2 separate regions of the Mus musculus genome follow, and region 2 is linked to region 1. Evidence: chromatin loops called from intact Hi-C (ENCODE). Cell type or tissue: heart. All regions are shown on one strand. Each heading gives the region's core, and the rest is flanking DNA. Links, peaks and the distances in the headings are about the cores only.

Region 1 (17,135 bases), core at 5,340-10,339:
TGACTTTCACAGTCACACAATTTTAACAACTACCAAAACTTAACTGCAAAATTATTTTTGGATATATTTATTTGTAGGGGTATATATGCTATGCCATGGTTTAGATGTAAAATGTTCATCATGGTCTCCTATGTTTGAATATTATGTCCCTACCTTGTGGAACTTTGAGAAGATTGTGAGACCTTTAGTAGATGGAACATTGATGGACAGAGTAGGTATTTTATTTTTATCATTCCCAGATCCCAAGCAAATTTTCTGTATATTTTGACCCATCAAGATGTGAGTAAACCAAGCCACAAGCCTAATCAATATTTTCATATTTCCAGGACATTTTGACTACTCCAGTTGTAAACCTTCCCTTTCCTTGAAGCTCTGATATATCTGAACTATTAAGAGCAAGGGGAATGTCTTCCCTTAAGTCACTTTTATCAAGTGTTTTGTCTCAGAGACAAGAAAGCTAAATAATGCATGGTGCAATAACAAAAAGAATAACATATTTTAACTCCTTTAAAAAATCCCTCCTTTAAAATATGTAAGCCTAGAACTTGGGAGGCAGAGGCAGGTGGATCTCTATGATATTTAAGTTGGCATAGTGTATGTATTGAGTTTCAGGCCAGGAAAACTGTGTAGTTAAGACCCCATCCCAAAAAAAATTTACACAAAACACAAAGGAAAATAGAGATTACATTAGTCTATTTAAGTTTGGAATAAAAGGAAATATAATGTATAAACTTGTGGTAAGACATATATACCTTAATTTAATAATGAGTGCATATGTAGGAGAGACCAGAAGAAGAGGAAGGGGAGGAGGAAGAAGAAGATGATGAAGAAGAAAAAGAATGAAAAAAAAAAAGAAGAAAAAGAAGAAAAAAAAAAGAAAAAAGAGAAGAGGAAAAGGGAGAAAGTGATGAGACATAGACAGATTCTGGGTGGATATGGGCATGCTCGTGCAAGAGCACTTTCAACTTGGACGTTAGAATAATGCTATAGGTGTTTAAAATATGGGCACTCTAAAGAGATGGGCTGAATGCATCTTGGTGCTGAAATGGACATGAGACTTATAGAACCAGACACATAATACTATAGTTTGGACATAAATATCACCCAAACAGTTCATGTAGTAATGTCATGATCCCCTGATTGATGCTACATATCTGGGGAGGATCTGAAATTTTTAGGTGACTTGTGTCTGTAACCCCAGCACTGAAGGAACAGAGAGAGGTAGGTTCCTGAAGTTCATTGGCCACCTACAGAATCAGTGGCTCCTAAGTTCAGTGAGAGATTCTGTATCAAGAATATATGGTTCTCCAGTTTTGTTGAGTATAGCCTTTTGTAGAAGGATCTGATGGTGTTTTGGATTTCTTCAGGATCTGTTGTTATGTCTCCCTTTTCACTTCTGATTTTGTTAATTAGGATACTGTCCCTGTTCCCTTTAGTGAGTCTGGCTAAGGGTTTATCTATCTTGTTGATTTTCTCAAAGAACCAGCTCCTCATTTGGTTGATTCTTTGAATAGTTCTTCATGTTTCCACTTGGTTGATTTCGCCCTGAGAGTTTATTTCTTGCCGTCTACTCCTCTTGGGTGAATTTGCTTCCTTTGGTTCTAGAGCTTTTAGGTGTGTTGTCAAGCTGCTAGTGTCTGCTCTCTCTAGTTTCTTTTTGGAGGCACTCAGAGCTATGAGTTTTCCTCTTAGAAATGCTTTCATTGTGTCCCATAAGTTTGGGTATGTTGTGGCTTTATTTTCATTAAACTCTAAAAAGTCCTTCATTTCTTTATTCCTTCCTTGACCGAGGTATCATTGAGAAGAGTGTTGTTCAGTTTCCACGTGAATGATACTTTGCCCCTTCTTGGAATTGGGAGCAAAGACCTTGAATTGGTCACACTCAGGAATGAATGTTCATGAATGCTCCCACCTTAAAATGTGCTTTCCTAAATGAATATATATAGGTTCTCCAAATAAAATCACCTTAATTTGTTAGTTTAAGCAATGCATTGCTTTTAAGTAATGCCCGTGCTGCTGGTGAAAGTTCGCTCTCCATTAATGTCTTTCCAGGTTAAACAAGTTTTGGTTTCACACTCACCAAGATGAAAACTCAACCTATCTCATTGAATTTCTATCTTTTTGGTTGGCTGGATCATAGTATAAACTAAGGATGTATAAGTCATAGTCCCAAGGCTTGTTGTCAATTTCAAACAGAACCAGCATTCATGTTCTGTGTCTCATAGTTTATCAGGAGAGAAAATATGGTCTCTTCTCTCTAATTCTAAATTAAAGTTTGTTCTATAAGACTGTAATGAAATTTTATGTAACTATCTAGATTCATACAAAAGCAGGAAAGATGCATGAAATATCATCAATCTTGCTTTTTTTTGCGTGTGTGATTTAGTAGTAGTGGGAAGACCCAAGTTCCCATGCACAGTAAGTGAGCACTTCTTCACGGACCTGTGTTCTCATTTAAGCCACATCAATGTTTCAAAAACCAGTATGTTTTTTATCTAATCCAAGAAAGAAGCCTGGAATATATACTTTTGACATGTTTAAAATGCTTTATTTGTGTGTAACCCTTTCAGTGCACTTGGAATGAAATGCCAAGGTAAAAGCATTGGTGACCTTTCTATCTTTTGGCCTTTATCTTTTAGGTTCCATTCAGAGGAAACATCCAGATCACAGGACTCCTTCCCAATGAATATTTATGGGCACCATCCTCAGTCTAGTTGTATGAGATGTGGCCCAAGATGCTATTCATGTTGCCATTTCTTACAACCATTCTCTGTAATCCGAAGAATATGTTGTTTTGGTTTCTAATATGAATCTCATGTGTATCTTGGTATTTTAGAATACTAAAAATATAGACTGGCAAACTTTTTTCCCGACAGTTGTAATCCAATGGAGAGAAGGAACAGCCAGGCCATCTGATTTTAACATATTCTTCAAGTGATTCACGAGAGAGCAGGTTGACCTGGGTTGTCGGGTTGCTTATTCTTTTAACCTATTTTTCCCCAAGCATAGGTCTTAAATAATCTCATCCAGGAATCCAAATGTGATTAACTTTTATATGCTGTCAATTCTTTTTGAGTAGGATGGCGAAAGAGATCAAATTTTAGTAGTCTCAAAACTCCAGCTTATTTTATTTCCCAAAATGATAATGTATGTAAATGACTTGCTTACTATATGGTACATTTATAACTCAAAACACCAGAAGGTGGTAACCATTTTATATACACCAGGTTAAGTAAAACATGATAAGTTAAGCCTTTTGAGAGGAATAAAGTTTAGATAACAATAACATAAGTGAAATGCTTTTAAATAGTCAATTTTGTTCTGTATGCCCATTTTCTTGAGACAGTCTCACTGTGCAGCCTAGGCTAGGCTTAACTCACTGCTGAACCTAGTCTGGTCTTGAACTTGAAATCTACTTACCTTGCTATCCAAAGTGCCAAGGTACAGGGCTGCACTAAGCATGCCTACATGATTTGAATACATGATATAACAGAATTTACTTGAAGTGCCTTATAACTCTGTTCTTTTGTGTCCAGATGTCTCCAATTGTACCACTATGTGGTGTAGTATCAGTGACCTGGAAACATTTTCCATCCAGATGTTTTAATTGCATGCAGAAACAATCATTAGCCATTAACACTGATGACTGAAAAAAAAGGACCAGCTTTTCTGAGTGAAGGTCAATTTTAAATTGTTTTTATCCCTGCTCATTTTTGTCTCATTTCATTTTATTCTGTAGTATTTTATGACAAGAAAATGAAACAAAAGAAAGGGGAAGTTTACACACATTTTATTTTAAGTTACAGTTTATAGGAGCATCAAACACGAGTGTTTTATTTAATTCTTTGGGTTGATACCTTTCTGGTTTCCTGAAATATAATACACATTAATCCCTGTTTGCAGACACCTTGAAATATTTATTGAATAATACAATACAGATTCTAAAACATAATCTTCTTTTATGAATACTGGCACAAGTTCACCCAGCTCTGTGGAAGATTTAAGAAGAATGGCAGGGCAAGATCAGACACTGTTTACATCTCACCTCCAGCAAGATATAACTTTACTCTTGGCTGACCTTTAAGCAAAAGCAATGGTTATGTAACCACGTAAGCTAAAAACTAAACAGGAAAAGACAAGCGAGGGGTCACAGAGCTGGGGGTGACCTACAAACTTACTCTATTTGTTAAACTTAGATTTTTATCATGTTGCTCAAAGAAACACTGAAGTTCCCCAAATGGAAAAATGTGACTGATATTTTATCTTTGCCATCTGAATGTATACATAAATATTTCAGCATTTAAGCAGAGTTATCTGGAGTCTACAATAAAATGCATGGCAGTATCTTGCAATATTAACTGTATTCACTATTGACAAAGTGAAATTTTTGAAAGAACTGCATTCTGTCATTGAATAAATATTAGTTGTAATGAACGCCCATGAATATTGTTCTTGAAATATATCATCTGAAGTTGTTCTGAGAGCAAATAGATTTATCTCTGGAAAAAAGTTAGAAATAAGATTTATAATTTTAACACATAAATAAAACTAGTAATAGCTGCATTGATTTTTTTTCTACTTAAAAACTCTTTCTGAGAAAGAAAAAATAAATTAAATATTAGCATATGGAAATACTTTCAGATATTAAAAGATATTGATTTTTAGTAATACAAAAATGGATTAACAAATTAAAAGATTGCTGTATGTGTGTCCTTTACACTGGGTTTTCCCCCAAAGAATTGAGAAGTCATTTAGCATATTTTCATTTCCATATTTAGTAAAGCTATTAATATGACTATATGCATTTTAAATTTCATTTAAACAATGGAACTATAACATAAATTTCCCTGGAAAAAATATATAAAAAGTTGAGTATGAGGGACACTGACACTGTGCTGAGTGTTCCCAATAAGACACAGATTGTTTCAATCCCATAGAAAACATGAAGAGATCTCATGAACAATTAAAATGCTATACACAAGAAGCAATACAGGCTATTGTACCTGAGTACCCAGAAGCAAGAAAACCCATGGTTTGGCAAAGAGGTCTTTGGACAGGACATCTTTTTGAGCAGAATGTGACAGTGAGCCAAAAGAGCCCACTGGACAAACGAAGATGCTCGCCATGACTTGAACATTGGGTTTGAGAAAGTGAAAGGTGAAGCTGAAGGAGACCAAAGTTGTGCAACAGCCCTGAAACAGTGCTGAGGACTTCAAAACAGAAAGGATAAAGAGTAACAGCCAGAAGGGTTCGGAATGGGTTCACGATTGTCACAAGACTAACAAGATCGCATTGACATTCCGGGATGACCAATGTGGTTGCACTTAGAGAGCAAATGCAAAGGCTAAAAGAGGAGATTCTGGAGAAGGAGTCAGTCTTTCTGTGCTATTATTCTAAGTGAGAAACTACAGCGACACTGAGGAAGTAAGTAGGCAAGAAGAATTGGGAGCAGTTCAGGAGGTAACTGATTGAAGGAGCTCTGTGAAGGAAAACACGGTGGTCCTGGAATTCACTGATATATGAACTTGCAGAGTACCAATTGTAGGAAGATAAAATGGCAAATATAACTTTATATATATTCCCTATATATCATAAAACCTGGATATTTTTAAATTAATGCCCCCTCCCCATGATTCATGTTTACATGATGAAGCCAAAGGGTGCTGTCACTGTCCTGATTTAGACTCTGTGACTTATTCCTTCAAGACAGGGTCTCTCAGTGAACCAGTGACTCTTTCTTTTTCTACACACTACTGGGGTTACATGTACAAGAGTGGCCTTCCCCATCTTTTTTCAGGGATGTCAGGATCTGGATTCAGACCTTCATGATTTCAAAAACTGCCATAATGTTGTGGCTTACTCATTCCTTTTGATTCTAGATAAGCAAGTATATGCACAGAAAATATGAGTAGATATCATGGAGTTTGGTATACAGCTGGAAAATATTTTGTAATTCTTTCTAAACATATGCAACTGAGTGAGCACCACTCTCTGACTGTTACGACTTAGGACTTTGTTTCCTATTGATCCTGTAAACACAAAGACAGGAAGCAGCTGAGAAGGAAAGAGTTTATTTCAGCTTGCATGTTCTAGTAACAATTCTTCATTGAGGGAATTCATGGCAGGAACTTGGAAGGAGGAACTGAAGGAGAGACCAGAAAGTAATGCTACTTACTGGCTTACATCATCAGGTATGTTCAGATTGCTTTCTTATATAACTCACTTGCCTGAACATGGTCCTATCTATAGTAGGATGGATCCTCTCCTACATTAACCATCAATCAAAACAGCTCTCTCCATACATTTACACGTGTCAATCTGATGGATGAAAATTTCTCAACTTAGGTTCCATTTTCTTAGGGGATTCTAGTTTGTATCAAGTTAACAATAAAAATTTAAACAGCATATGAATCTTAAGGAAATGATGTTGTAATCAAAGATATGTGATTGTGGTTATTTGAATGAGAGTGCACGTCGTAATCTGATGTATCTGAATGTGGGTTCCCAGTTGGTAGAATAGTTTGGGAAGCATTAGGAGGTGTGGCCTTGTTGGAAGCGGTGTGGTTTTTGGAGTGTGCTGTGAAGTTTAAACAGTCCACTCAAGGCTCAGTCTCTTTTGCTGCCTCCAACTTTAGGATCAGGAAGGAAGGTCTCAGCTAAGGCTCTAGCACCATGCCTGTCTGCCTGTTGCCATGTTGTCCACCATGATTTCAAGGAATGAAACCCTCCGGAACCATGAGCCCCCAAATTAAATGCTGTCTTTTATAGGTTGCCTTGGTCATGATATCTCTTACCAGCAATAGAAAAGGAAATAAGCCAGTGATGGAGCCAGAAATTTTTTCCTGAGAGGAACTGCAAAAATTAGCAAAGATTCAATTTTTTTAACAGAAAGGAACATTAAAATTAGACTGATGATAAATAGATGCAATAGGGCTAATTCCAGACAAGGCTTTTTAGCACTAAGATTCAGCCAGCTACTTTGTAGTGTTTCTTGTTTATTTTTTGTTATTTTGTTGTTTTTTAAATCAGAATGCATAATAAGATTATGCAGTTTTTTACAATATTGCAAGGTGATTTGTCTTAAGAACCAGCTTTGACTATTTCCTGTGGAGGAAAGATCCATAAATTACAGTTCCAGTTATTTGTCAGTTATATAGTTTAAAAAGTCTTTGGCAGACAGGATTAAAGTATGAGAATTGATCCTGAACTCCAGCTGAGGGGCCTGTGAAATTATAAAGATAATATGTTCAGTACAACATTTCCTGCTGCCCAATTTAAAGGTTCTGGGTAGGAGGTCAGTGAAAAGAGAAGGCAGTTGGATGGCACTATTTGAAATATTTTAAATAAATGTTTTGTAAGAGACTAAAGTATTATGTTAAGGAATGGTTTTCTTCCTAAGCAGAATCATTATATAACCATTTGATTTATGAGTGAGAGCATTCTTAGAGTCTTGGGGCTTTCAGTCCATCTAGTTTTCAGAAGAACATTCTTTTCTGTGGTATAATGACTATTGCCATTCCTATTAATTTCAATGATCAGTAGAAAGAATCTATTAATTTTATTCCTCCAATTTCTTCAAATAATATAGAAGCCAATGGGTGGAGAAACATACTTAAGGATTTCTGCATGAGCTCGTTATCATCTTGGGTTTTATTTGCTACTCATAATCTTGAACAACATATAGATTTCAAGAGCCATAAGTATAGCTGCACTGTATGAATCAAAGCAACAAGATGTCTCTTAGTTTTACAAGTCAGATATCCAGAATTAAAAGATTAATAAAATTGAAAAACCACAGTCAGTTTGATGCTTTGTTCCATAGCGTTTCAGATACTCAGAGCTCATACTGAGTAGCAGAATAAACACAATCTCATACTTATGAAAAGATGAGATAAACAAAAACATGAAGGAAAGGAAGATGGAACCAAAAATAAAGACGACGCAGGATGAATAAGAAAGTGTCATCGGCTAAAGATGGTCTCAAAATGTTCTCTAAACTTGCAACATTGGTAAACTTATAGTTCATTAAAAAGTTGATGATGTCTATGAAAAAATACTGAAATCCAAGTATAGAAATCCATTGTACTTGGGCTGCAGAGTTGGCTCAGCAGTTAAGAGCACTGACTGCTCTTCCAGAGGTCCTGAGTTCAAATTCCAGTAACCACATGGTGGCTCATAACAATCTGTAATGGGGATCCAATGCCCTCTCCTGGTATGTCTGAAGACAGCAAGAATGTACTCACATACATGAAATAAATATATATATATTTAAGAAATCTGTCAAGTTGATTCATAACCTGTGAGGAAGAAGAGGGTGTTTTTAAAAAGGAATGAGTGGGGAATGCATATCATTGGAGGCAGAATAAGAAGTTCTCCACTGTGTCTAAAGATGACCTCATTCTTACAACAATGACTACATAATAAGGGGAATTTTGGAAATAGAAAAAAACTAAATTTGAAACTACTAGTATTATTTATAGCTTACAAAATGAAGAGTGCTAAACCTACTCCTTTGTGCTTAATATTGAAAAATAACAGTATAGGGCATAAATATCTTTTAAAAATTTAATTAAAATATTATGACACCATTTCTCTCTTCCCTCTCTTCATTCCTATGCCTCCCATAAAAGTCTGATCTCCTGCATTTACAGCCTCCTCATCTTTAACCATTGTTGATATATAAAGATTTAAATGAATAGATATAGGTGCCAATCTGGGACTCCTTGATGTCTGAGCTCAAAGTTCCAACCAGAATTTCAGATCAGTACATTGGTTAACTTCCTCAGCAAAGCTTCTTCTCAAAGAATGTGATAATTAGCACAGAGACTCACAACTGTACAATGTATAAAGAGTGATTTTTGGAGCACAGAGTTCTAAGTGGAATGTCTTTATCATGTCTCTCCCCTCAAAGCTTGAGTATCTATGGAGAAAAAGGGGCAGAAAAATTGTAAGAGCCAGAGGCGGTAGATGACTTTAAGAAAACAGAATCTTCTGGGCACAACAGGGCTTTTGTACATAAAAATTCACAGAAACTATGATAGCATGCACAAAATCCACACACGTTCAAGCTCTGAGAACAGAAGCTCTAAGCACAAAGTTCATCCACTGGCCTTGAAGCTATTGCAGGTGAGTGTTTCCAGGAGAGTATGTTAGTTACTGTTTTCTCTCTCTCTCTCTCTCTCTCTCTCTCTCTCTCTCTCTCTCTCTCTCTGTATGTATGTATGTATGTATGTATGTATGTATGTATGCATGCATGTATGTATGTATGTATGAATGTATGTATTTAATGGTGGGCTCATGGTTCTAGAAGGTTAGTTCATCACCATCATGGTGGAGACCATAGTAGCAGGTAGACAGGAATGGTGTTGGAGGAATAGCTAAGAGATGCATACTGATCTACTGATCCTCAAGTTATATGCAAAGAGAATGAGACTAAGCCTGGCATGGAGATTTTAACCCTAAAACCCCAGCTCCAGTGACACATGTCCTGCAACAAGGCACACCTCCAAACTCTCCCGAAACAGTTCCTTCAGCTGGGAACCGAGCATTCAAATAGATGAGCCCATGAGAATCATTTTTTTTATTCAACTGACTTTTCTTTAGTGGAGTAACACTAGATATATCAACCATACTTTAGGTAAGGCATCATGTTCAGGATTAGTTGGACAATCTAAAATACAATCTAAAATATAAAACAGACTCTGTATTTTAGCATTTTTATTTTATTTTATTAAGAACTAGGAAAAAATCTTGATGTTAGGTGAGTAGTGGGCAATATCTGACAGGTGTTAAGGGAGAGAAAGAAATAAGATTAAAATACATCATATGAAATTTTCAGAAAGTGAAAACTTTTTAGAAGAGAAAAGCAAGCATAAATGCAGCATGTTGACTCTGTTCCACGTGGCCTGGGTGTGTATGTTTCCAGGACTGCCCACTTGGTGTTAGATAAGCAATTCCGGGCCTCATCCCTGGGGAATAGTAATTTTTCCTCTCTCAACAGGTGCTGATGGCTTGTAGCTCTTCCCTTGGCATGGGTTTCTGTGACATTCCCTGCATCTGACTAGAGTGTCAACTGCTGGAATTGTTCAAACCTTTTGTTTGGCTGGTTTTGTTTGTTTGTTTGTTTTTTGTTTTTTGTTTTGTTTTGTTTTGTTTTGTTTTGTTTTTTTCCAAGACAGGGTTTCTCTGTATAGCCCTGGCTGTCCTCGAACTCACTTTGTAGACCAGGCTGGCCTCGAACTCAGAAATCTGCCTGCCTCTGCCTCCCAAGTGCTGGGATTGAAGGCGCGTGCCACCACTGCCTGGCTGTTCAAACCTTTTTTTTTTTAGGTATTTTCCTCATTTACATTTCCAATGCTATCCCAAAAGTCCCCCATACCCTCCCCCCCCCACTCCCCTACCCACCCACTCCCACTTTTTGGCCCTGGCATTCCCCTGTACTGGGGCATATAAAGTTTGCATGTCCAATGGGCCTCTCTTTCCAGTGATGGCCGACTAGGCCATCTTTTGATACATATGCAGCTAGAGTCAAGAGCTCCGGGGTACTGGTTAGTTCATAATGTTCCACTTATAGGGTTGCAGATCCCTTTAGCTCCTTGGGTACTTTCTCTAGTTCCTCCTTTTTAAAGAAGTCATGCTGTTAGAATTCCTTGAAGGTGACTTCCTTGTCATAGCTAGAAGTTACTATCTTCTACTATCTTGCAGCAGATTCCCTGGTCTCCTGTCTCTTACAATCTATTTGTCCAATCTATTGTAATTTGGGGACAGGGGTTGTATTTTAACTGTATCAAATGGGGCTGGATACCTCGAGGTCAGTTGTTCTTTGTACTTTAACTAGTTGTAGCTTTCCATAACAGTCTTTTGCTGCAAAAGAAAGCTTCTTTGTGCATAGCTATCTGTGTGTATAGCAATAGTATTTAGCATGCAGTTAGGAATCATACTGGATTAGGAACGATGAGGTAATAGGTTCTTGTTTAAAATGCATGACTTCACTAGCCACATGTAGTTTGCTATGTTTCTGGCACCAACCATGATTTCTCTTATGTTGAGCAATTCAACTTAGACAGCTGTTGGTTACCTCAAGCTAAAAATGCCACCATTGCACCTTTAGAGATATCTTGGCCAGGCTGATTGTTGCTGTAGTTCCTAGGTGTCACAGCTCCATAGGGCTACTGATTTATTCTTCCCTTGGCAGTTTATGTATCACTTTCTGTTGCTAAGAAAATCTTTGAGGATGAGGCCTTCATGTAACTTCCATGTCAGATCCTGAATACTACCTCCAGCCTGTGTGATGATCACATCGGCAGGGCCTTACCTTTAACTCCTGGGAGGTAATCACCGCAATAGCAATAGCTTCTATTATTTGGGAGACATGGACTCCCCTGGCCTCTTTTATATGAAAATATAAAATGATACGATTACATAAGGCTTTTCAACCCTTATTGTTATTCATCCTTATTCTGTATCTTTACTTCTTCTTGCTCTTTGACTAAAGCACCCTCCCTGTTTGCCCACGTTCTCTTTAGAACACCTTTATCCTGCTGTTCTCCACTCTACTTTCCCCCTCAATGTTCGCTTTTCATTTTCTTTGTTTTTGCATTTGCTCCAGGTTATATAGTCACATCTGAAGTTGCTTCATGACTTAACACACAAGCAGATGGTTAAATGTCTCTGAAATCCAACTATGCCTTCATACATTTGCCTGAGTTTTAGGCAACCTTCAAACAATATACTTTTGCTGAAGAAAGTCCTGGATGACCAATTCAGAAAGTTTATTTTTGTGAAGAAAAATTGACTATAAACAGATTTTTTTCTTACATCACCTGAAATACTCTTTGTATATATTATACAGTCTTAGTTAGGGTTTCTATTGTAGTGACATGACCAAACAGCAAGTTGGATAGTGTGATGGTTTGTAAATCCTTGGACCAGGGAGTGGCACCATCTGAAGGTGTGGCCTTGTTGGAATAGGTCTGGCCTTGGTGGAATAGGTGTGACCTGGTTGGAATGGGTGTGTCACTGTGGGTGTGGGTATAAGATCCTCACCCTAGTTGCCTGGAAGTCAGTCTTCCACTAGCAGCCCTTGGATGAAGACATAGAACTCTCAGCTCCTCCTATGCCATGCCTGCCTGGATACTGCCATGCTCCCACCTTTATGATAATGGACTGAACCTCTGAAACTGCAAGCCAGCCCCAATTAAATGTTGTTTTTTATAAGACTTGCCTTGGTCATGGTACCTGTTCACAGCAGTAAAACCCTGACTAATACAGGTAGGAAAAGGTTTTTCATATTACACTTTCACATTGCTGTCCATCACCAAAGGAAGTCAGGACAGAAACTCAAACAGGGCAGGATCCTAGAGGCAGGACCTAATACAGAGGCCACAGACAGATGCTCCTTTCTGATTTGCTTCCTATGGCTTGTTCAACCTACTTTGTTATAGAATTCTGGACCACCAGCCCAGGGGTGGCACAACCCATGATGGGTGGGACCCTCTACCATCAATCACTAATTAAGAAAATGCCATGAAGCCACTATTACTCTGATACCTAAACCACAGAAAGATCCAACAAAGATAGAGAACTTCAGACCAATTTCTCTTATGAATATCGATGCAAAAATCCTCAATAAAATTCTCGCTAACCGAATCCAAGAACACATTAAAGCAATCATCCATCCTGACCAAGTAGGTTTTATTCCAGGAATGCAGGGATGGTTTAATATACGAAAATCCATCAATGTAATCCACTATATAAACAAACTCAAAGACAAAAACCACATGATCATCTCGTTGGATGCAGAAAAAGCATTTGACAAGATCCAACACCCATTCATGATAAAAGTTCTGGAAAGATCAGGAATTCAAGGCCCATACCTAAACATGATAAAAGCAATCTACAGCAAACCAGTAGCCAACATCAAAGTAAATGGAGAGAAGCTGGAAGCAATCCCACTAAAATCAGGGACTAGACAAGGCTGCCCACTTTCTCCCTACCTTTTCAACATAGTACTTGAAGTATTAGCCAGAGCAATTCGACAACAAAAGGAGATCAAGGGGATACAAATTGGAAAGGAGGAAGTCAAAATATCACTTTTTGCAGATGATATGATAGTATATATAAGTGACCCTAAAAATTCCACCAGAGAACTCCTAAACCTGATAAACAGCTTCGGTGAAGTAGCTGGATATAAAATTAACTCAAACAAGTCAATGGCCTTTCTCTACACAAAGAATAAACAGGCTGAGAAAGAAATTAGGGAAACAACACCCTTCTCAATAGTCACAAATAATATAAAATATCTCGGCGTGACTCTAACTAAGGAAGTGAAAGATCTGTATGATAAAAACTTCAAGTCTCTGAAGAAAGAAATTAAAGAAGATCTCAGAAGATGGAAAGATCTCCCATGCTCATGGATTGGCAGGATCAATATTGTAAAAATGGCTATCTTGCCAAAAGCAATCTACAGATTCAATGCAATCCCCATCAAAATTCCAACTCAATTCTTCAACGAATTAGAAGGAGCAATTTGCAAATTTGTCTGGAATAACAAAAAACCTAGGATAGCAAAAACTCTTCTCAAGGATAAAAGAACCTCTGGTGGAATCACCATGCCTGACCTAAAGCTTTACTACAGAGCAATTGTGGTAAAAACTGCATGGTACTGGTATAGAGACAGACAAGTAGACCAATGGAATAGAATTGAAGACCCAGAAATGAACCCACACACCTATGGTCACTTGATCTTCGACAAGGGAGCTAAAACCATCCAGTGGAAGAAAGACAGCATTTTCAACAAATGGTGCTGGCACAACTGGTTGTTATCATGTAGAAGAATGCGAATCGATCCATACTTATCTCCTTGTACTAAGGTCAAATCTAAATGGATCAAAGAACTTCACATAAAACCAGAGACACTGAAACTTATAGAGGAGAAAGTGGGGAAAAGCCTTGAAGATATGGGCACAGGGGAAAAATTCCTGAACAGAACAGCAATGGCTTGTGCTGTAAGATCGAGAATTGACAAATGGGACCTAATGAAACTCCAAAGTTTCTGCAAGGCAAAAGACACCATCAATAAGACAAAGAGACCACCAACAGATTGGGAAAGGATCTTTACCTATCCTAAATCAGATAGGGGACTAATATCCAACATATATAAAGAACTCAAGAAGGTGGACTCCAGAAAATCAAATAACCCCATTAAAAAATGGGGCTCAGAACTGAACAAAGAATTCTCACCTGAGGAATACCGAATGGCAGAGAAGCACCTGAAAAAATGTTCAACATCCTTAATCATCAGGGAAATGCAAATCAAAACAACCCTGAGATTCCACCTCACACCAGTCAGAATGTCTAAGATCAAAAATTCAGGTGACAGCAGATGCTGGCGAGGATGTGGAGAAAGAGGAACACTCCTCCATTGTTGGTGGGATTGCAGGCTTGTACAACCACTCTGGAAATCCGTCTGGCGGTTCCCCAGAAAATTGGACATAGTACTACCGGAGGATCCAGCAATACCTCTCCTGGGCATATATCCAGAAGATGCCCCAACTGGTAAGAAGGACACATGCTCCACTATGTTCATAGCAGCCTTATTTATAATAGCCAGAAGCTGGAAAGAACCCAGATGCCCCTCAACAGAGGAATGGATACAGAAAATGTGGTACATCTACACAATGGAGTACTACTCAGCTATTAAAAAGAATGAATTTATGAAATTCCTAGCCAAATGGATGGACCTGGAGGGCATCATCCTGAGTGAGGTAACACATTCACAAAGGAACTCACACAATATGTACTCACTGATAAGTGGATATTAGCCCAAAACCTAGGATACCCAAGATATAAGATACAATTTCCTAAACACATGAAACTCAAGAAAAATGAAGACTGAAGTGTGGACACTATGCCCCTCCTTAGAAGTGGGAACAAAACACCCTTGGAAGGAGTTACAGAGACAAAGTTTGGAGCTGAGATGAAAGGATGGACCATGTAGAGACTGCCTTATCCAGGGATCCACCTCATAATCAGCATCCAAACGCTGACACCATTGCATACACTAGCAAGATTTTATCGAAAGGACCCAGATGTAGCTGTCTCTTGTGAGACTATGCCGGGGCCTAGCAAACACAGAAGTGGATGCCCACAGTCAGCTAATGGATGGAACACAGGGCTCCCAATGGAGGAGCTAGAGAAAGTACCCAAGGAGCTAAAGGGATCTGCAACCCTATAGGTGGATCAACATTATGAACTAACCAGTACCCCGGAGCTCTTGACTCTAGCTGCATATGTATCAAAAGATGGCCTAGTCGGCCATCACTGGAAAGAGAGGCCCATTGGACACACAAACTTTATATGCCCCAGAACAGGGGAACGCCAGGGCCAAAAAGGGGGAGTGGGCGGGTAGGGGAGTGGGGGTGGGTGGGTATGGGGGACTTTTGGTATAGCATTGGAAATGTAAATGAGCTAAATACCTAATAAAAAATGGAAAGAAAAAAAAAAAGAAAAAAAAAAAAAGAAAATGCCTTATAGCACATTTATGAAGGCATTTTCTTTGTGAAGGTTCCCTCCCTTCAGATACCTCTAGTTTGTATGTCTAATTGACGTAAAACTAGCCAGCACATATCCAAAACAATTTTTAAAATGTTTTGAAGAAGTATTTCAAATATTTGAAATTTTTGTATAGTGGTATCAAATGATAATTTATCTTGATGTGTCTAAAAATACTTATATGAATAGAGCCTAATTGAAATACATGTTAACTGTGTTTGACTATATCTACAATTATTTATTTGAATTTCACGAATAAGAAACCCTGTCTAGTAATTTTAGGCATGTTTTATATAACTTTAAATTAACACTTATGAAGCAAATAATATTTGTCTACATTTAAGCATAAATTGATGTTAGTGAGATGGGATTGTAAATTTGTCAAAAGAGATAGGAGAGAACTAAAAGAAAATTTTGAGTAGGGTAAAATACTAAATGTAGAAACTGTATTACATAAGATGAGGTTCTTTAAAGAAGGTGGCTTGATAATATTAGGCATAGAATTGATTTACAAATATACATCCACATATACATATATAATTTCTGTGTGTGATTTGTGGAAACTATGCTTGGTACTTGGTACAAATTTTTTGGTAATTTGTGGAGTGTCCTGTACACCATAAGGTATTCAAACCAGAGCCCTCAATGGCTACTGTACAATTTAGAGGAGTGTCATCTCATTTGATGACAATTAAGAAAGTGTTTTTAATTATTTAAAATGATAATTAATATTTAAAAAATTCACAACTAATTATTAGATTGGATAACCTTTGATTTGTCCAATTGGGTGTCTGTCCTGGTTATAACAAAGGAGAGCAGAAAAAAAAAATGGTTCACTATTCAGGATTTTTAAAAGTTCAAAGATAACAAATTAGGATTCTGAGAAATGAAAAGCAATGCAAAAATTGGAAAGTATTATTTTAGCTTGGATAGCAAGTTTGTCCATAAGAAGATCATCAGTGGGCCAAATGAATGTCATTAGTTTCCATTTTCAAAAAAATAATAGTGGATGCTGAAAGCAGGCTCATACCTCAACTACTTCTCCTAAGAGTCAGTCCCCTCCAGTCTCATCTCCAGGTCGCTAGCAGGACACCTGCTACAGTCTCCCTTTCCTATCGGACCCCAACCCCCAATGGATCATGATGATCATCACTCCCAACTTTTATTCTCCCAACTCATGCCTATATCCTAGCTTCAAACGACAGTAAGCATTCATCACTTGAAACATATCAGCTCAGCAAATGTGGGCAAACAAGTAAATTAACAGAAAATCTCACCACCCTCTCCTGCCCTCCAAATTCAATCCTCAGTCTCAGTGCCAGCACTCAACAGAAGACCAGCTGCAGCTTTCCTTCCCCTATGCACACATTTCTTGTGGACCCCACAGGTGGATCCCCACCTAACCTTGTCCCACTCAACACTGTGTCCCAGTACCCAACATGTGCTGATGCCCCACAGGCCATACCTGCCAGAAGACCAGGTAACCTGGCCCAGACCTTCTCCACTCTCTCTGCTTTTTTGAGGTCCAATCCCCCAGTTTCATCCTCAGCACTAGAACATAACACCAGCTGCAGCCGTCTTTC
Region 2 (5,000 bases), core at 1-5,000, 120 kb before region 1:
TTTGAGAACACTGCTTTGAGATCAGTTTTACCATCAGGGTAAAGAGTGCCCAGAGTTACTCACACATCTCTCTGCTGAGGGGTGGTGTACACTGCACTGGGGCAGGGCCTGACAGGGGAGTGCATTTCTGATATTACATCACTGACCCCAGAAACTTCATCCCTGCCTTTGTTGTTTCTTAATAGAGAATGGAAAAGCAGGCCAGAGGTACGTTTGACTTATTCGGAGTCGAAGCTACAATGACTGAATGTGTCTACCCTTTGCAAAAATCCAGCTGGTAGGGCCTGACACAAGTATCTCCCCAGGAGTTCTGCTTTTCAAGTGCATGTAGTGTGCGTGGGTGAGGCATATTTATGAATTCTGCACAGTAGCTCAGCTGCAGGCAAATGCCTGACTCAAGACAGGGGCTGTGCAGCACTCCTGGCCCCCAGCCGTTGACTGACCACCTGTCTGAGAAACAGGCCCAGAGGTCACCGCCTACACAGAGCCTCTGGCACATGGCGGTCCCTAAGGCTCTGGGCCATGGCTAGAAAACAGAGGCAACATTTTCCTAATGGAGGGGAAAGAGAGCTAGGTCAGGAGGTTTTTCAAAAGAAAGTTTGAGAAGAGTTATATTTTCCATGCAGAGCTGACTTTGGGGAAATGAACAATCGTCTTCATTATCATCTTTCTCCTTTACAAATTCAGAAGAGTATTAGAAAAAGAAACACCCTGACCTCCTGCACCCACGAAGGGACACCTCAGTAGCTTCCCTGCCCCATACCCAAGCCCTGGAACCCACATGGTCCAATGGAAAGGTTACTGTACGGCAAAGACAGATAGCCTGACCTGTCGTTCCCCCCACCCCCTCTTTATTCTGTTGCCAGCATTGTACACAGCTAATGCATTCAGTATTCCAAACTGCTAGATTTGATCCAGAACTTGGTCTCAACTACAGCACTAGTCCAAGAACTCTGTTTGAAGGAACTTTTTACAGTCTAGGAAGGCAATGTTTATATCAGAGGAACTATTGTTTCACAGAAGTTTAACACAGAAATCTGAAGAGGCAATGGCATTTCAAGTGTTAGATAGTCTCTATAAATCACTACATTTTCATTTTCTATTTATTGAGTACAGTATATGATGTGCATTTGAGTAAAGGTGAGCTCTCTCTCTCTCTCTCTCTCTCTCTCTCTCTCTCTCTCTCTCTCTCTCTCTCATTTTGGCACAGTGTGCACTGAGGTCAGAGGGCAGCTTACTGGGATCTTTCTCTCCTTTTAGCATGTGGGTTCTGGGAGTTAAACTAAGGTCACCAGGCTCAGAGGCACCCCACCTTTGGGCCTTGAGTCATGTTTCTGCCTCACAGGCACTTGCCTAGAATATTTTACATGTAAAGTTAATTCGATATCTGACTTGAGAGTGGCTAAAATATCAGTGATGATGCAAATTATAGCAAGATATTTAAGATGGCAAATCTGATAGAATGCCACTGTCCCCGGAGACGTGATGAACACTAAACGAATATGGAATTAACAGATGACACTTGCTAAGTACTAGCCGTGTGATGGCTGTGATGATAGTGGTGTGTTGATTGTGGGGGTGGTGGGAGTTGTGGTAGTAGTGCCCGATGGGGTGGGGGAATGATAGCATCAAAATATGGTTCCAGGAGGACTATAACTCTCCTCCTATGTCCAGCCAGGCTCTGTAGTATAGCGATAGCGACTATTCTCCTCAAATTCAGGAAGGCTTGGGAAAAACTGCTCAGATACAAAAGAGGACGAAGCACCAAACGTAACTAATTCTAAGAGACAGACAGTGCAGAAGAATGAAACAGAAACCCAGCCCAAAACAAGTAATCTGTGTCTGGCTATAGCAGAAGCTTTCAAAATAATAGTCTAGTTTTCCATAGTGCAATGATTATCTGTTTTCTTCAGAAGCAAGAAAGCTGGGAGAAAAAAAAAGGTAATATTACATGTTTTTTAAAAAATGTATTTGGTGCTATTTTTAAGTTGATCATTGGTAAAATATGTAATGTAAGGTTGAGTATAGCTTTGAATAATAAATTCTATAATACTTTACTTAGTCACAAAAAGCATTTTGAAGAATTTCTATAAAGCTCAGAAGGTAAAGGTACTTGCCACCAAGGTAGGTGACCTAAGTTTGATTCCCAGGACCCATGTGGTAAGAGAGAACTGACTCTGATAAGTTTTGCACTTCACAAGTGCAACACACACACACACACACACACACACACACACACACACACACTGCCCCGTAAGTAAATAAATATAGCATTTATTAAGAAAGCATTGTTTTGTTTGTAAGCAGTCTGCATACTTTGGTAATAATGCCTCTTATAGTCAGGACAAAACAAATGTGAAAAAGTCCTCTAGTTTTAATGAAAATAAGTATTTGAATAAAAATGATGGAAAACTTCTTTCCAGATGCCGAATTTAACATTTTCCCCAATTTTATTTTCCAAGCTACATTTATTTCACAGCTAAAATTTTGGCTCGCCTCTTGTTACTTATGTCTTTGGTTTAAGAATTGTGCAGGGCATATTTCAAAAGAACTCGGTTTTTTAAACGGCAAAAGGCTCACAATGATGTGCCCACTATACTCTATGAAGTGATGATGATGATGATGACGATGACGACGATGATGATGATAAGTAAACTAATATACTGGCCAGTCAGTGAGAGTAGTCTATTACAGACACTCATGGAGTTGGCCAGGTTGCCTATATCCAAAATCCCCTGGCAGATAGAAGTAAAAACATGGCAAGAGAAGGCATGAGTCAGGCTAAGAATTTCACAGGACAGGGATCACGCACAGTTCTCTGGACACTTGACTTGCCAGGGCTTGGCAGGTATACAAAGGGTGCGTCTGCCATCCAAATTACATAAAAGTCCCAAACAAAGCTGTCACTGCAGCAGGGTCCTCTCCTGCAGAGGCAGGACAGCTTGTCCAGCAGGGGGCACTACGTCCTACAGGCAGGAGATGTCTGGTCTAGGGAAGGCCCAGGATGTGTTCCTTAGCCTTGACAGAAGGGACAGGCCCCAAGCAAAGAGTCACAGCAGTCTAACACACACATACCGGGCAAGATGAAGAGACAGGCAGAGTGAGCAGCTACCCCGGGACAAGACACCAAAGCACAATTCAAAGCTGTGCACAGGAGGTAAATCCTATTATTTATGGAATTAATTTGTGACTAAAGGATGGTTGTTAGTCTTTCCACATCACCCTTTCTCAGCCTGTCTCATCCATTCATGTAATGTGATGTTTTTCAAAGGCATCATCGCAAGCTTCAGATGAGCAAGACAGCATGACACTAAAATTACAAGGTATACGTATCGCCACTTGAATTTAGTCCCCCAACAATTCTGAAGGCAAAACAACCTAAGGACGGGTTGGCGAGTGTCCTAAATGTGACAGCCGTGGTTTCTGGCCTGCTAAACAAGACGTTCTGTAGGCGTGTCGACTACTTTAAATTGTGGGAGAGGAGATAAAAATAAAAACCCTCTCCCTGAGCCGCTTCACAGTTCCCTCCGCACTTCATCCCTGCCACCCCCCAGCTGAGCCTTCTCTCAGTCACAGCTCATTACTTACCACTGCCATTCACACTACAAAAGGCTAGGCTGTAAGTTTCCAGGTGGCAAAGGCTGTTTGTGTTTGTTTGAACAAGCACAACAGGGGAAACCCTACTTGGGGGCACACAGACAAAAGGACTGCAGAGAGGAATCATCCTCCTGTCCTCCCCAAGTGTCACAGTTGGGAAATGTCACATTATTTAGGAGGACTGTGATGCTAGGAAGCTTAGACTGGCTTTTCCAGTCTGGCTCTCTCACTAATGGATTAAGAAATCTTAAGCAAGTCATTTGTCTCTGTGTTGGTAGGCATACAGCAGAGGGTTAATAACTGCTGAGCTCTTTTTAAGCACTAAGACTCCATCACCATGGAACCTGTTATCCAGAAGAATAGATTTTTAAATCTAGCTAGGGGTCTTCTCTTGACCTTTTAGAGCCATTTTTATATTTATTGTAATATTCATTTCTTTTTTAAAAAAAGATTTTATTTTTATTTATGAGAAACACAGACACAAACACAGACAGAGACAGAGAGAGACAGAGAAATAGAGACAGAGACAAAGACAGAGACAGAGAAAGAGACTCTGCCACGGTGTGCAGGTACTCCACAAGTCCATAGTGCCAGGTCTCGCAGAGCTAGGTTTACAGGTGGATGAGTGTCTCCTGCTGTGGCCGATGAGAACTAAGTGCAAGTACTCTGGAAGTGTTTTAAACCTTTGAGCTGTGTCTCCAACAAGTTCCCAATATACATGTTCACTTATGTGCGTTCATACCTGTGTGTGTGTTTGTGTGTGTGCATATGTGCCTGCATATGTCTGTTTGTGTGTCAGTGTGTGTGCATATGTGCCTGTGTGTGTCTGTCTGTCTCTGTCTCTCTCTCTCTCTCTTTCTCGCTCTCTCTCTCTGTGTATACACAAATGAGTGGCTGTGGGTACCCATGATGCACACTGAAGCCAGAAGGAGACATCAAGTGTCTTGTTAAATCACTCTCCCCTTCATCCCCTCAATACAGAATCTCTCTATGAACTTGGAGCTCAGAGGGCAGGCTGGAACTTGTCTGGCTGGTGACAGCACTGCTGAACCCCCTAATGCCCCGTTACATCACCAAACTCAGCTTTGACATGGGTGCTAGTGGACCAAACTCAAGTTGCATGGACAGCAAGCACTGGTCAATGTCCCCAGACTCTTACCAGCTAATGTTTGTCTCCATCCTTACTGAAATAAAGTACAATGGAAAACTAACTAAGGCTGAATAAAAGCAGAATAAAATTTGGATAAGCCTGAGGACTGGATAGCCTTAATGTGCATGAGCCTTAAAGTACCAGAGCCTTCAAGCAGAGGATGGGGGCTTTGTAAAAATGTTGGGCAATTATCAACACAAACACTACATTCTTTGACCACAGGACACACAAGGCAGGTAGTATCAGTCAGAGA

Evidence for each region. Peaks named below come from ENCODE experiments on the same cell type or tissue, not always from the same donor. Only the 100,000 strongest peaks of a DNase experiment are listed, where the experiment ranks them.
Region 2: a loop joins it to region 1, with 5 times the contacts of the local background. A loop is called at or near these places in 4 of 42 quality-filtered maps.

The regions. Positions count from the first base shown.
Region 1 is chr6:15,662,812-15,679,946 of GRCm38, reverse strand. No RefSeq gene overlaps it. Among named protein-coding and RNA genes, the nearest start is that of Gm36352, 32 kb to the right of the region's middle. In heart, for the core only: a CTCF peak has its summit at 8,200 (motif pointing left); no DNase peak of the experiment used is centred there.
Region 2 is chr6:15,788,258-15,793,257 of GRCm38, reverse strand. All of the region lies in intron 4 of Mdfic (MyoD family inhibitor domain containing), which reads right to left. Among named protein-coding and RNA genes, the nearest start is that of Mdfic, 70 kb to the right of the region's middle. In heart, for the core only: a CTCF peak has its summit at 2,943 (motif pointing right); DNase peaks (open chromatin) are centred at 427 and 2,937; H3K4me3 peaks cover 415 bases; H3K27ac peaks cover 262 bases.